2 separate regions of the Mus musculus genome follow, and region 1 is linked to region 2. Evidence: chromatin loops called from intact Hi-C (ENCODE). Cell type or tissue: left cerebral cortex. All regions are shown on one strand.

What was found. Peaks named below come from ENCODE experiments on the same cell type or tissue, not always from the same donor. Only the 100,000 strongest peaks of a DNase experiment are listed, where the experiment ranks them.
Region 1: it touches region 2 in a loop (3-fold over the local background); 14 of 42 quality-filtered maps call a loop at or near these places.

Annotation. Positions count from the first base shown.
Region 1 is chr6:137,792,709-137,800,708 of GRCm38, forward strand. It overlaps Dera (deoxyribose-phosphate aldolase (putative)), which reads left to right. Exons shown (of 9, transcript NM_172733.1): 6 at 4,046-4,174. Among named protein-coding and RNA genes, the nearest start is that of Dera, 42 kb to the left of the region's middle. In left cerebral cortex, a CTCF peak has its summit at 4,392 (motif pointing right); a DNase peak (open chromatin) is centred at 4,397.
Region 2 is chr6:138,159,242-138,167,241 of GRCm38, forward strand. Gm30213 (a long non-coding RNA gene) reads left to right here and starts at 7,314. Exons shown (of 5, transcript XR_869528.3): 1 at 7,314-7,612. In left cerebral cortex, a CTCF peak has its summit at 4,898 (motif pointing left); a DNase peak (open chromatin) is centred at 4,888.

The DNA of each region.
Region 1 (8,000 bases), 370 kb before region 2:
TTATAAAAGCTGATTCAGGCTCGTCGTCGAATTTCTTTAAAGCCTTGAGCCTGGAAACAGCTGTTTTCCAAGAAGCCTGGGTCCTCTTATCTGGGTACCACTGTTACCAGATACACTGACCACTATTCAGATGCTGATGTTCTGTGCATACTCAGTGGCCAGATCTAGCAACTGTGTGAACACATTCATCGTCACAACGTTCATAAGCACATATTTATAGCTGTGTCTTATCTGTCTGCCTGCCTATTCCTCAGTGTATGTGTGTCTGTCTGTCTGTCTATCTATGTATTACCTATCTATCCATGTATCCACCTATCTATCCATCCATCCATCCATCCATCCATCCATCCATCTATCTATCTATCTATCTATCTATCTATCTATCTATCTATCTATCTATCTATCTATCTATCTTAGAGGCCTTTAATTCACAAAAAAAATCTATTATGATCTCATATCTGAGGTATTGTCCTCACACACGTACCCTCCCATATTTATGTCCTTTAATGTTACAAGAAACCTTGTTCCCATGACCTTCAGTATGGCCATCTGTTTGGTCAACCTTCACATGGTCAGTGCCATTGTATATAACATGTTTGAAGCTCTTTGGACATCTCCCTGGCCTAATACTGCTGACTGCAGTCAACAAATCCTACTGGAGTTCCCAGAACTCACTAGGTAGAGTGTCCGTCACTCTCCATGGCAAACTAAGTCCCTCCGCATCCTTCAGGTGTGTCCCATACCTGCTGTGAAATTCTAGTTTTCCTGCCTGTCTCTGCTCTCAAGGCCCTGGGTAGTGGGGACTGCCTTGTGTCTGCCATCTCTGCAGAGATCTGCTACAAGGCAGTTTCTGAGTTGTCCTTCCGAGCCAGTGCCCTCAGTTCTAAGACTTTAGCTTCTAGAGTAAGGCAGAGTTTAATCTTCATTTTCCACGTGCCTGTTATTAAAGGTGGATGTGAGAGAAGCATAATTAGTTGATTACCCTCATAATCATCCGAACAATTACTTTTACATCTATTCTCACAACTTGAACAATGGCTGTGGAGTGAAGAAAAATGGAGCCCTGGGATGTTCAATAGCTTTGTCAGGTGACGTAACTAATTAGAGACAGGGGCCTGGGAAGGCCTGATAGAAACTCTGAGCACTGCAGTGCATTGTTCTGCCAGAGGGCTGCTTCCTTAGGCTCTTTCCAAAGAGGATGTGTTTTCTATTCTTCAGGGAATCCAGATTGGAGCAGAAAGAGGGAGGGAGAGCTCAGACAGTAAGGGCTTGAACACAAGGGTGTGAGTTTGAGCCCTGGAACCCACATAGTAAAGCAAGCCTTGCTGGTCCCCATTGCACTTCCAGCTCTGGATGGATGGATGGAACCATGTAGATACCTGGGCGTCACTGGCCAGCCAGGCTAGCCAGTGAGTGAGTTTCAGGCTCCATGAGAGACCGTGTTCATCACTCTCTGTCTTATTCCTTTGGGACAGGGTCTCCACGGTGCTACATATGTACTATGTACACAGAATAATAGAATAAAACCAAGCTACAGATACTTTCTCAGGAACATGCAGTACTGCTGACATCATGAAATTAGCACATTGAGAGTGAAGGGCGCGGATGCGGAGGTGGCCCCTTTACATCCCTTGTGTTTGGGTTATGAGTTAAAGAGCATACCCTCGTGTGGGTCTCCCTTTCCTCCGGGGTCGTGGGCCACCAGCCTGTGAGGGCAGAAGTGACATCGTGAGTGTAACAGAAGGAGTTAGCTTCAGTGAGACAGCTCTACTTCATTTTTCCAGGGCAGGGTATATAAGGCTTTTAGGGGTATGGGTGGAAAGGGCTGATTGGCCATAACACAACACCTAATTATCGTGTGGGTGGGAGGCTAGAGCGGGACTTGTGTGTAGTACGTGCAGAGAGCTCTGCACGGGGTCGTTCTCTGGACAAGGCCCCTTGTACCTGCTCAGAGACACTCCAGCCAAGGCCAAGCAGAAGAAGGGAAGTCCCGCTGAGAAAGGGACTTCTCGGTTTTGCACTAAGCTCAGAGAGCTATCCCTACGTGGTGGACTACAACCTCAACAGCAGGGCCCCCCCACACCCTCCAGCTGCTGGTCGTAAACCACATCTTGTTTTTCTGGTTTGTTTACTACAGGTAAATAAATCCAATGGTCACTAAAAGAATTGCAGTGTTTTTTTCATAAACATGATCATAATCAATAGTTTATGAATTTGTTATTCAGATCAAAGTTCACTGTGACAAAAGCTATAGTTAAATATCTTTAAAGATTTTTATCCATACAGCAGAATTTCTTGTCTCTTCAAGGGGAATGAGTTAGGCTATGAAATTAGATTTGATTTTTGTCAGACAAGATGGAAACTTATTTCAACAAGATACTATAATACTAAACTTCACAAAACACACACACACACTCACTCTCTTCTCTCTCTCTCTCTCTCTCTCCCTCTCCCTCTTCTCCCTCTCCCTCTCTCTCTCCCTGTCCCTGTCCCTGCCCCTCTCCCTCATCTTCATAATAACTATAAGGTACATATAAGGTACTCTAAGGATAGGACTGAGACTGAATACAGTGTTGCCTGAGTCCTACAGGAAGTGACACATCTGCAGTCATCTTCTGTTCACCTCTGTCAGGCTGTGGAGCAGGGAGCCCACTGTTACTTGCTTACCACAGAATTTCAAGTCACAGGTTAACCAGGTTAGCATTCTTGGGTTTTTAGACCACAAGTCATCCTGTCACTTTTTCTAGAAGAACAATGTTCTCATTAGATTTAGTTTCCAGAAAGGTCCTTCCACCCTAGAGTCACCTTCCTGAGTGGAAAGTAAATTGTTACTGCCTGCTAAGGGGTTATGATTTAAGACACTCCAGTGTCACAGTGGGCACTTAGGTCAAATGGCTTTTCCACGAGTCAGGTTACATGGGCAGGGGAAGGGGGGTAGACAGGGCTGTCACCTCAGACCTTCTGTGGGGACAATCTGGTGGTGACAAACACCAGACATCCTGTGTGTAAAACCAGCTTCCCCTAAGACACACACAAGCCACCCTGGTCATTGTGGCAGATTTTCTGATTCCAGAGTTTGGGGAATCAGATAGACGGTAGGCTAGGGGGAGAAGGCTAAAGCCCATGCTATCCTTGACAGATGCCTCTTAAGTAGCTTTTGAAACACATTGATTTTGTTTACTAACATTTTTGCCTCTTTACTGGTATTTCTTTTCTTTGTTTTACATGTTTTTAATTTTGTGTGTGTTTCGTTTGTGTTTTGTTTTCGAGTTGGTTTTCGCTTGCTTTGGTTTCTTTGAACTGTTTGGTTTTCCTTCAGCCGCTTCCCTCAGTTTGGTCTTGCCATGTGTCTTTGGTTGCTTTGTCGACCCGACTCTGTCTAGTCTACTTACCAGGCTGCTCGCAGGCTCTGTCTGGAGCTCTGGAAGGTGAAGTAGAGCTTGGGTGATTGACAGCCACCTCAGTGCACACCACTAGCGTGAGCTTTCCTCACATACCTGCAGTGCACCTGCCAGCCCATCACCTCATGTTCTCATGTACTTACTGTCTACAGTGGTGGCCAGTGAGCTCTTCCTGCATCGGCATTGCTCGTCTCCCAGGAAAGGTCTGCTTTAAACGCTAACAAGAGAACCTGCTACCTCTGGAGGAGAATGAATAGGAACCGCAGGATATCTTTTCCTCGTGGTATAGTAACTGGATGCTATATGTATGGCAGATAGATTTGCTTTTATTTTCTCCCTCAGGTCCTAATCACGTGGAAAAAAGTAGAAATTATTTGTACTTTGCATGTCTTCATAATGGTATTTAAGAGGCTTTATGACTCTTGACCCCAGGCCCAGGGCTTGGGAACAGTTTTATGGTGTCAAACCAGGCACTGAATGTGAACTGTAGCAGGGTGCTCTAGGCGATATTAAATTGGGGTGATGTTTAGTAAGTGGCAAATGTCTTATGTTTCCTAAATCCGAAGTGGGTTCTTCTGGCTCTAAAGAGCCGCCACCTTTACCCCTTGCCTGCTTTGTAACAGCTGCAATGGTTTCCTCCACAGCTCTCTACGATGAGGTCACTCAGTTTCGAAAGGCCTGTGGCGAGGCCCATCTCAAAACCATCCTAGCTACGGGCGAACTGGGCTCTCTCACCAACGTCTACAAAGCCAGCCTGGTAGCGATGATGGCAGGTAAGCTTCGTGTCTTCAGACCTGCTGCCCACTGGGTCGACGGTTTTAGGAGAAACAAGGGAAGACAAGCATTTGGATGGTATTGCAAGTGCTACCGTCATCCTCTTTCCAGAGGGCTGAGATGAGATTTGTGAATGGAGACTTTGGGCCTCTGTCCACTTTTCTGTTGGTTTGTAGCATTTTTCTTTTGCTGCGCTCTCCCTATGTAGCAGTAGATGGCGCTCTTGTTAGCAAATTGCCTTTTGTGCTAGTTGATTCTTCCTCCGTGTGTGCTGGAGAGGATTTAGTTTAGCATTGCGTCTTTCTGAGACCTGTCTGTGCTTTCTCAAGTGGCCCCTGCTTTTGTTCCTGCTAATGTAAGGAAGAATCCGGGGGGCGTTCTTCTTACTTTCAGATAGAGGTTGACCTCTATTGACCTCTGTTGCTTTGCACAGAGCAGACGCATCCGCTCAGGTTGGAGCTCCGCCGGCCTCTTTCTCACCTCCACTGTACCAGGGAGTGGCCTGCTGCATCTCTCTCCACGCTGCAGCTGCTGTCCTGGGCAAACCCTCCCGAGTGGGTTACTTCAGCTCAGGTCTCCGTCCCTACTTCTGGCCCTTTCTAGTCTTCTCTCCTCTGTGCTGTTAAATGGCCTTCTCAGCGCTGATTTGATCATGACCCCACTTCTTTACAACCGTCCCCCCCCCCCCCAGATGCCCAGATGGAGTGCAACTTCCAGGCCCTCTGTCTGTGTCTTCTCCTGTCTCCTTCCCCTTCACTCCTGGACTCAGCTTCCGTTGTGTCCTTGTGCATGTTGGGCCCCTGCCTCGAAGGCCTCTGTCCTCAGCACACTTGACTTCAGCACAGCCACGCCAGTGTCTGGCATCACTTCCTTCCCCACCGCTTGATTCATCTTCTCGAGAGCTCCATATCCTTTCGATTAATTGATTAATTCTCTATTAGATGACACGCCTCACTGTGCTGGGAGTGAGAGCTGATTTTGAGGTGTCCCCTAGGGGCCCTAACTCTGGGATGAAGATGCCTGGCTTCCCTGGTTCAGGCCATTCATTGTGGTCACGCTGTAGATGTTTATACTTTAGATATAAGCCTTGGATACTCTCGTGTGCCTTTTGAATGCCGTCGGGCCTAGTGGATGCTTCCCTGGGACTCTACTGAGCATCAGCCAGGCCACTGAGGATGATCCGGCCTGGTCCCTGCTGCCGGCCCTGTGGGTACTTGTTGCTGCTTGTGTCCTTTAAAGCCAGATCCCTAAATATCTGAGGCTAAGTAGAAATAGAGTACTTTGCACAGCACTGGGGTGCTGGAGTTCAGCAGTCCACAGTAGAAGGCTCATTGTGACTTGGGGTGACTGTGTTAAGGCCCTCAGTGTGTTAGCTAGACATGTGGTCCCCTTCTGGTTCTTAGCCAAGGAAGAGACTGCTAGTCTGGGCAACAAACGAAAAGTTGAGGCCATCTTCAAGGAGCTGCAGCCAAACATGGCAGCAACCATTTGTGGGACACCTTTGAGGGTGTTGCCGTGTCAGCATGCTCGCAAGGCCAAGGCACTTGATGGGGCCACAACTGAGCTGCCCTGAGGTGTCTCTTACCACAGCTATAACACTGTCCGGAAAAAAGTATGGGCTTTCTGAAAGGTCAGCCGTGGACGCTCTGCACAAGCAGTTCCCAGAGGGAAGGTGGTGTTAGGCCGCCTCCATCTGCTGTGCCCAGAGAAAACTGGCTGGAAGCTGCCACTGCCCTTGCTTTCTGTGCAGTTTGCCCTCTGCTGTGTTTATGGGCTCTGCTTCACCATTTAACTAGCCTGTTGAGCCTGTAGCTGTGGGGTACATCAACAGATTCATTCTCAGTTTGGTCTTCTTACATTGCTAGTTTAGAGTTTAGCTAGTGTAGAAAAGGCCAGACTTTGTGGTGAAGCTGCAGACGCACGTCACCAGTGAGCTCCGTTCACGTTGGCCTCCCTCCCTGTTATTCCTTGTGGTCCTCCTCCGTCCTCACAGGTGGCTTCCCTCTGCCTTGTGTGTGTGTGTTGTATATGCAAGAATTACTGTCTCTTCCTCTGATCTTCCCTCCCCCACATTAATAGTTTCTCTTCTGATTTTATAGGAAAAGCATATGACTCCACATAGGAGAGGACGGGTGTGGCCGAATAGCCTCACTGTGCGTGTATATACACTGCTTTCTGTGTTTTGTTTTTTTACATCTAGTCTGACTCCAGTCTTTCAGTAAACATGACCATGCTGGTTTCTCTGTCTGTGCTGGCTTTGATTTCTTTGGCTGTATACCCAGAAGTGATGGCGCTGGACTGCACAGTAGGTCTGTTTTTAGTTTCCTGGGACCCTTCTTTCTGGTCCATCGGGGCCACACTAAGTTTTCTGTTTGTGTGCATGTGCACCCACTGAACAAGTGCTCTGTCACTGAGTTCTATGTCCCCGTTGCTGACAAATACTTTTAATGTCCCTTGATCTTCTTCTCACCACCCCCGAGTTAATGGAGATTTTCTTAAGGTCCCAGAGCTCGAGCAGGCCCGCAGTCCAAGTTTGACCTCTGCTTGGCTCACGTCCACTGCAGTGCGGCTTCTTCTTCAGAAGCAGCAGCTCTCAGGAAGGACGTTCGTTGTCTTTGTGAACTTTATGATTTATAGCGTCTAGCCTGCTTCCCAGTCTGTATTTATCCTGCTGCTACATATAATGGAACTGAAGTATTTTCCAAATTCAGTGGGTTTCTGTATTTTTGTTTTAGTTTTCTATATAATGCACAGACTAATCCCAAATAAAAATACTTTATTTTTTTCTGACAAAAAAAAAAATCAATCTCATTGAGTTGAGCTTACATTCATTGGAATGTGTTAAGTGTCCATACGGTGTGAGAAGCTTAGACAGTATGCAGTCACCTGCATCTGACTACTGCAGTCAGGAGGTAACGTTGCTGTCATCCCGGCAGATTCTGAGTGACTCTCTTAGTTACTGTTCTAGTGCCGTGAGAGGATGCCATGGCCACGGTAATTCATAAGACACGGTACTTACCTGGGAATCGCTTACGGTTTCAGAGGGGGAGTCCACACCTGCCTTGGCTGGGTGTGTGATGGCAGCTGTGGGGACAGAGGTCCAGAGCAAGAGCTTAAGTCTGGGCCTGGCAAGGGCTTGGGAAACCTCAAACCCCACATCCAGGCACACACCTCCTATCAAGGCTGCATCTTCTCCTCCTTCCTAAACTGTACGTCAGCAGGGGCTCATCACTGATATCAGTGAACCCGTGGGACCGTCCCCATTCAAAGCACCATAGACCCTCTAAGGTCGGTGTGATGCGGTCTGCCTGCTCGCTAGCAGCACAACCTGGCTGTATGGACATCCACAGGCTTCGTCAGTTGAGAACATCCCGTAACTCACACTGTAGCTACTGTTTTGTTTGCTACTCCCCCGAATGAATAACCGAGAGACTGCAAGCTTTCTTACAGATATCCGCTCCATTGCCACCCAGATGCATTGAGCTGCTAGGATTGTGGTTGTGAAGTTGTTCATACCGTGGTCCTAGTCTGATGTCTGTAGGGTCTGTAGTCACAGCTCACCGTGGGCCTAGTCTGATGTCTGTAGGGTCTGTAGTCACAGCTCACTGTGGGCCTAGTCTGATGTCTGTAGGGTCTGTAGTCACAGCTCACCATGGTCCTAGTCTGATGTCTGTAGGGTCTGTAGTCACAGCTCACCATGGTCCTAGTCTGATGTCTGTAGGGTCTGTAGTCACAGCTCACCGTGGGCCTAGTCTGATGTCTGTAGGGTCTGTAGTCACAGCTCACCATGGTCCTAGTCTGATGTCTGTAGGGTCTGTAGTCACA
Region 2 (8,000 bases):
GCATAAAGTGTGAGCTGTAAAAATGGAGAGATTGAGACTGTGTGTGTGTGAGCGAGTGAGCCATTATTCCAGTTCACTGGACTTTAGGAAAATACAAAACAGGACAATACAGACTCTGGAACATCACCAAGAGACTGACAATAGTGACTTTGGGAAAATATTCCTGGCATATTTATTCCAAGGCCACATGATTTTAATGATTAAAAGTTAAGAGGAAAATTAACGCAGAGTATGAAGATGCCTAAAATTCTACATCATTAAGCTTAAACTGTACACATCTCCATCTGTATATGAACAAGATAAACCACCTGCAGTTAAGAAAACTGTTGGGCTGGCGAGATGGCTCAGCAGGTTTAGGCACCTTCCAGTACGGCTGATGGCCTGAGCCCACTCCCTGGAACTCATGTAATAAGAGGAGAAAACAGACTCCAGGTTTTCCTGTGACTGCCACACATGCACACAAGTGTCAAACATGGACATACACACATACACACACAACAAATATTAAAAACTCTAAATAAGAAAAGTATTAAGACCAGGAAGTGGTAGCACACATCTTTAATCCCAGCACTTGGGAGATTGAAATAGGTCGATCTCTGTGAGTTTGGGGCTAATCTGATTTACAGAGTGAGTTCTAGGACAGGAACTATATAGAGAAATTCTGTCTTGAAAAATCAAACATCCACTCCCACCAAACATTAATTATTGAAATAGTTTGGAATGTGAATAGAATTGTGCCTTTATGTCAGTCATGGTCCTGAGACTTTATTGAGCCTAAGATATTGTCAAGGTGTTTGACTGCTTTTTGAGCCCTATCTCTAACTCTAAACGTATTGGCACATGACCTGCTGTGTTAGTGGTAGATTGGTACACAGCAGTGGCTTTCACCAAGGCCTCTGTAGGGTTGAGGGGCCTTGGATGAATCAGCTCCTGTGTCATTTATAAGTTACTTGTCAGGAACTTTTGGATGTCAGGGCACATCCACATTTTGGGAATCAGTTAAAGCCAAAATGAGCTGATCCAGAAAGATCTCAAGAAAAAGTCCTGGAGCCAATTCAGTGCTACATTGTATTTCATCCTCCATGACAGAGCTTGGTAAACTCTGGCTTCTGGGCTAAATCTAGCTATTGATGGCATTTGGAAACAGAGTGTTCTTGGAGCACAGCTATGTTTACTTGTTTTAGTATTTTCTCAAACTACTTTTTTGCCATAGTGGCAGAATGAAGTAAACTTCTGTAACAGAAAACTCCACAGGACACAAAACAGGCATATTTATTATCTGATCATTCATAGAACAAGTTTACCCAGTTGTCTGGCCTAGACATCATCATGTCCATGACAAAGAAACAAGGGAGGAAACAGAATCCTATGGTTGCCTTCCAGGAAAACATCTGTTCATCATACAGATAGACAAAGCAAGTCACATGCCAGACAATTGACCTTAGAATCAAAGTGCTGAAACTCAAATCCCCAAGTGAGAGCAACCTCAGCATCACAAGACACAGGGTAGGTATGCATGGAGGAATGATTGACAGGAAAAATCGTTCCCGCCCACTCTGTGTGGGTTACAATGCCATGATGAAGTTCAACCCAGACATAGTAGGAGCACTATCTAAATTTAAAACTTCATGCTCTGAAAGCAGCCTTTGCTCTAATGTGTCAGTCGTCATTTTGTCAGATTAGCTGTAACCCATGGTAGGCTCAATGTGATAACAATGGTTACAACTAAGCTTGAAAAATGTGAGCATATGAATTTGGCCTTCTCCCTCTCATTTGCAGCATGTCGCCTTAGGAAGACAGATGGGATAAGAACAAATATTTGGATAGCCTTATCGCCTCTATAACCAAGTTGGTCCCCAAACTGTGCCCCCGTCTGTTCTCTTGAAATTATAATCTACACCCTGCTCCCAAACCAAGCACTTCATAAAATTTAATGCTCTTTACTATTGGTATAGTTATTGTAGATCAGAGAACGTTACTCACCTAAATGTGACTGACCATGTTGGTGTTTGCTGAAATGGTAGTTCATGACTTATATTAACCATGAAAACAAATGCTACATTAAATTTCTGTGTTATTCAATCTACAAGCATAATAGCTAATGGGAGAGCACCTTTTCCTGGATACCTTGTCCTTTGTAACATCGTATTTAGAGGTTGGATCCAAGAATTTATTCTAATGATGTCTTCCTCACCAACCAACCTTAATGCCAGATGAGGCTCCCTCAATCTCTTTTCAGTATTTCACATTTAAAATGAAGACAGTGAAGTAGATGATTGAAAGAATCTACGACTGAAAACACTATTTGTTCTGGAGGCAGGTGTTCTACTCATTTCTAGTGACAGACTGTGAGCACCAACATGCGGGAGTAATTATGGTAGAAAGCCCATAACCTCATTAACAGGGTCAAAGACAATTGGTGAGCTAAAGAGCATTTTGTGGGTTTCATGTCTTAGAATAATAATAATAATGCTTAAATTAATTTTCTCTGAGTCACTAATGTCATGTCACTAAAACAACATGAACACTCCCAAACATTAAATAAATATTGAGTTCTCCCCATTTTAAGATTTACTCTTATTGTTTTTCTTCAAATGGGAGTATACTATCACTTGACTAGGCCAATCACTGATAGGTAGTAGTGTTGGGATGGGACAGCCAGAATGGCCAGAAGTAAATTACTTGCTCTATTCATTCTGGGTTCCTAAAATCATGATCCTGAGAATTAGAGTCCTCTAGGCCAAAATCTCAAGACACATAATAGAAGGAAATGCTTAATTCTTCATGAAACTACTAATAATCTCCCATGTGATGTATGTCTTGTGTACATCACTGAAGAGATGGAATTAGATACATTTGTAAAGAAGTCAAAAGAGACCATTGAAATAACTGAAATCAAACTGTAATGGGGTCCTCTGGAGGAAACCAATTCATGATATTCTGTTGGTTAAATCTGCCCTGGCATGCTTTGGTAGAGACCACATGGTAAAAAGGTATTTCACTAATGAACATTTGTAAGCAGTTTAGTGTCTGAGGGCATTAACAATGAACCAAGATTAGGCAGAGTTATATCCATAGAATTAAAGTTTCCATTTTATTATCAGTAGATATAAATTGAGAATGAGAGAGAGAGAGAGAGAGAGAGAGAGAGAGAGAGAGAGAGAGAGGAAGAAGAGAAGAGAGGGAAGAATGAGCGTAGAAGGAGGAGGAAGAAGAGAAAAGGAAGAGGAAAAAGAGGAAGAGGAGGAAGAAGAAGAAGGAGAAGGAGAAGAAAGAAGAGGAGGAGGAGGAGGAGGAGGAGGAAGAAGATGAGGAGGAGGAGAAGGAGGCAGATTAACTACTTCCAGGGCAGCTTCATCTACACAGTGAGTTTCAAGGTAGCCAGGCGTATAAAATGAGTGAGACAGAGTCTTGATAAAATAAAAGAGAAAGAAAGAATGCAAGGAGAGAAGAAAGGAAGGGGGGGCAGCATTATTATCGTTACACTTAGAAGCACACCGTGCCATTGTAGCCATTAGTCCTTTTGTTTTCTGGGTCCATTTGTGACACACTGCTTTTGTGACACACTGTTTTCTGTCTCTTGACTCGTAAAGTCTGAAATGTTTATTTGGGCTTTTTACAACACATGTCGACCTATGACCCTCACAATTCCCTTAAGACACTAATAGGATAGTGAGTTTTCTAGTTATTTGGCACCTACTAACTTGCCCTAAGATTTAATCAAAGCAATTACAGTAATAGAAAAGACCCTGCACCCCCAAAATAAGAGTGACTTCAAGTATAGAACTTGAAGCCATTTATTTTATGACCTTGCAAAGTGGGGCATGTATCTAGGGTAAAGGAAAGAATCGCTATTGTGATAATTTAGGGGGAAATGTGATTTTCATAGTTCCTGTTCTTGAGGAATTCTGCTCTCTTTCTGCCACATTGTGTTCTTCAGGGAGTTACAGTCTCTCTTGCTTGACTACCATAGTCTCCGTTCCAAATTTCTCATCCAACTGCACTTGAGATCTCCCCTTGTTCCTGGTATGTGGCCTCAGTCACATAACAAAGTGCCTCTAAATTTTCAGCTATAATGAAATGAAAGCACTCAGGCAAGAAGCTACCAGCTACTAGCTAGGAACGACAGAGGCCTAGGGATTCCTGTTTATCTGTAGTACTTTGATGAGTGCTAAATGTATACTGTACTAAAAATGGATCTTCAGGGCCAGTGAGATAACTCAGTTTTTAAAGCCGCTTGCCACCAAAATTTGACTGTATGATTTTCTGTGCTACTAAAAATAAACACGTTATTTATATATACATTTTCCTCTATTTTAACTCAAATTATTTGTTTCTGTTCTATATCATACATTATGTAGTGTGGAAAGATGTTAGACTATGTCATGATGCCTAAGCATTTGTCTAATTTTTTTAAAAAGAGAGAGAGAGATTCCAGGCAGGGGAGATGAGATGGTTCAAAGTGTTTGCATAAATGTTATCCCTTACAACACACATTTCAACAAATCTGGGTATGGTGGTGCACACTTGTAGTCCAAGCACTGGGGAGGTGGAAACAGGCAGATCCCTGGGACTCAGTAGTCAGCCAGCCTAGCCTACTTGACAAGCATTGGGCCAACAAATAAAACCATTGCTTCCTTGGGAATGGGATCCAAGGTTGTCCTGTAGTGTGTGCGTGTACACACACACACACACACACACACACACACACACGCACGCACACACTCACACACACACACACACTCACACACGCACACAAGCACACATGCACACAAGCACACACAAGCACACACAAGCACACACACATAAGCAATGAGACACCATTTACTTTCTTCATGGCCATGGGTTTCTCACCAGTGTCTGAACTTTGGTTTGCTCCCCCTGGTGGTTGAGTTTTCATGCCAGGATGCGGTTCCTCTGATGGAAGCTGAAGTTTCAGTTAATGCCGTCCTTTTGCTCATAGTAAATATGTAGAAATCATGACACCTCCCATGGAAAGCAATCAAATCACACCTTTTTCATAAATGATAGTTTAAAGTACTAACGTTCGATCACATCCTATGGCAGGTCTTAATGTCAACAGAACAGAGCACACTAGGACGAAATGACACCAAGCAGGTGCTCAGAAAGAGCTTACACTATCTACAACTAATTTAAGACTGGCCCATAATGATGGTCTTATGCCTGTCACGTTCAATGCAGTCATTGTGATGACGTCAGAAAACCTGGGCCTAGTTTCTTTGATGAGTTTATCTTACTGCTTTTTAAAGGAAACGTGATATGTGATTCCATTTGGGGCCTCAGGTCTTCTCACAGCTCTGCCACAGAAACAGGTTCTGAATCCATTAATTCAACAACCCACCCCAGATTCCTCTACTCAAAACAAAGTCAGTAACCATTACAGCTAGAATTCGGATCAGAGTCTGAGATGGAGTTCTAAGTAGAAAAAAAAATGACATGATTGCTGCTTTTAGGGACTTATCCCAGAATGAAATACTGGAAAAACTATGAAAATGATTGCAAATAATATTTATTAGGGTGCCATTTACTGAAGCAAAGCACTGCAACTCTTTAAAATATTCTCAGGACAGAAATCTGAGGACGTGCACATTGTATTATTATGAGACCATAACAAGGAGAAGACTTTGTCTATGCTAGTATCTCTACAATGAAGTTATTATTAAGGATACAAGATGATCCTGATGCATGTGTGTGTGCATGCTTACATTAGGGACGAGAAACAAAGTGAGTTCTTAATGTCCCCTTTGGGAGCTATGACTTTCTGAAGTTACATAGTAATTAAATAGTGTTACATAGTAATTAACTACAATACAGATAGCCTTTCATATACAACCAGGAAAGTTAAAGAAAGAAGACTTCATTGAGAGCACTGCTGGTGACATAATGACCATCAAGAACCTGTCCCAGGTGACTTTAAAATAACACGTTTCATTTGGAAAACAACAACATAATAGGAAGAATATCAACAACAGTTGAGGCAAAATCATTTTGAGACTAGAATATGTAATGTAGACTAAAAGAAAAAAGTAATTAAACTAGAGTTACTAAAATCAGAATTTGAGGCAGGGCATAAATGGGTTATAGAAGTGGACTTGAATAGGTAAAATAAAAGGAATCAAAATTCCTAAGTTTGACATTAGTCTGAACTGATGTGCTTGTGTGTGTGTGTGCATGTGTGTGTGTGTGTGAGTGTGTGTGTGTGAGTGTGTGAGAGTGGTAGTGGTGTGTGCTGTGTGTCTGTGGTATGTGTATGTGTGAGATAGTGTGTGTGTCTAAGTGGTAGTCATGTGCATTATGTGTGTGTGAGTGTGTGTGTGTGTAGTATGTCTGTCTGTGTGTCTTTGTGTCTGTGTTGTGTGTGTGTGTGAGTGTGTGAGAGTGGTAGTGGTGTGTGCTGTGTGTGTGTGGTGGTAGTGTATTTACCTCCTAGAAAGAGCTAGGAAAAAAATATGAAAATGATTGCAAATAATATTTATTGGGGTGCCATTTACTGCAGCAAAGAACTGCAACTCTTTAAAATATTTTCAGAACAGAAATCTGAGGAACATAAAATATATAGGCTCCATGCCAATAAACTGTCATATGACGAAGACCTTAAAACATTATATATATGGTTATCTATATAATATGTGTTATACATGCATGTTATATATGTATGTAGAAACACATATATACACTATATATGCACATACCTACAATTACACACATATACATATATAGCTATGTATCTAGACATCTAAAAAGATACACAGACTTTTTTGAAGACTGTTGGAGATCTTAACTTTTTTGAAAACCCTCCAAGAATCTATCCTACTTTTCCTATATAAACTACACCCCAACTTGACCAATAGCTGTTGAGAGGGAAATGTTTCTTTTTAGAAGCAAAGCAGCTAATAATTGAAGAAATAATTTATCTTTTCAACACCTAATGAGGTAATGGATTTAAGCAAAGATTATCAATGGCTGTTAACATAAGACAGCCAGAAGTTATTTATTCCGGAGAGACTCACACAATATCATCCATAAAACTATGTGGATAAAAGGCCAGGAAAACTCTCCCGAAGTCTCTAATTGTTTTATTTAACTTTTTATTGATTCTATGTGAATTTCACATCGTGCTTCCCAATCCCACTCATTTCCCTGTCTCTTTGTAACCTCCCTACCCCCACCCCCCCAAAAAAGAAAAAAAATCATTGTGGAAGCTGTAGTATATCAGTGTGTCCCACAGTATACCATTTCACCCACTTCTCTGCTTGCAAATGTTCATTGGGACAAGTCACTGATCTGGTTTGAGACCTCTAGGTTCTGCTACTCTATCAATAGCAGACCCTCACTGGGACCTCTCAGACATCTTGTTGTTTCCCTAGGTCATGGAGGTCCTGCAACTTTGGATCTGTGCCTACCAGAGCAGAGCTGCTCAAGTAAGGTAGGGTCTGCTCTCCGGAGTGCTGCAGCAGTCCAGGGTTTGGACCAGATCTCCTGCTCTCATGAACAGCTCTCTCACCTGCCCCACCCTGCCTCCATCCCCTGACATCAGGACCAGCTCTACTATGCTGCACAAGTGCAGGTCCCACTCTGAGTGCTGCAAAAGGTGAGGAGAAGGGACAGCTCTCCTGCTCTCCAGATCCCCTGTGGTCAGCTTTCTTGACTGCTGCAGGTGGGTAGTGGCAAGAGGAGTGGCATGATTCTCTCCCTCACCTTCCCTCTGTATCCACACAGCAGATGAGTACAGGGCTACCTCTCCCATGCACGCTCACACTCTCAGACTGGCTCATCTTCAACCCCTACAACCAGGGCCAGCTCGGCTGTGTGTGCTAGGCTAGGTGCAGCCTGCTTTCCTCAGAACTGCACCTGGGGAGGAGCAGATGGCTCTCCTGCTTGCACACCTTTGGCACCAGATCTCCCATGATGCCCAGTCTAGGGGTGGTGCCAGTTCTGCACAGCTCTCAAACATCAACATGGTGGTACCCCAGACCAGG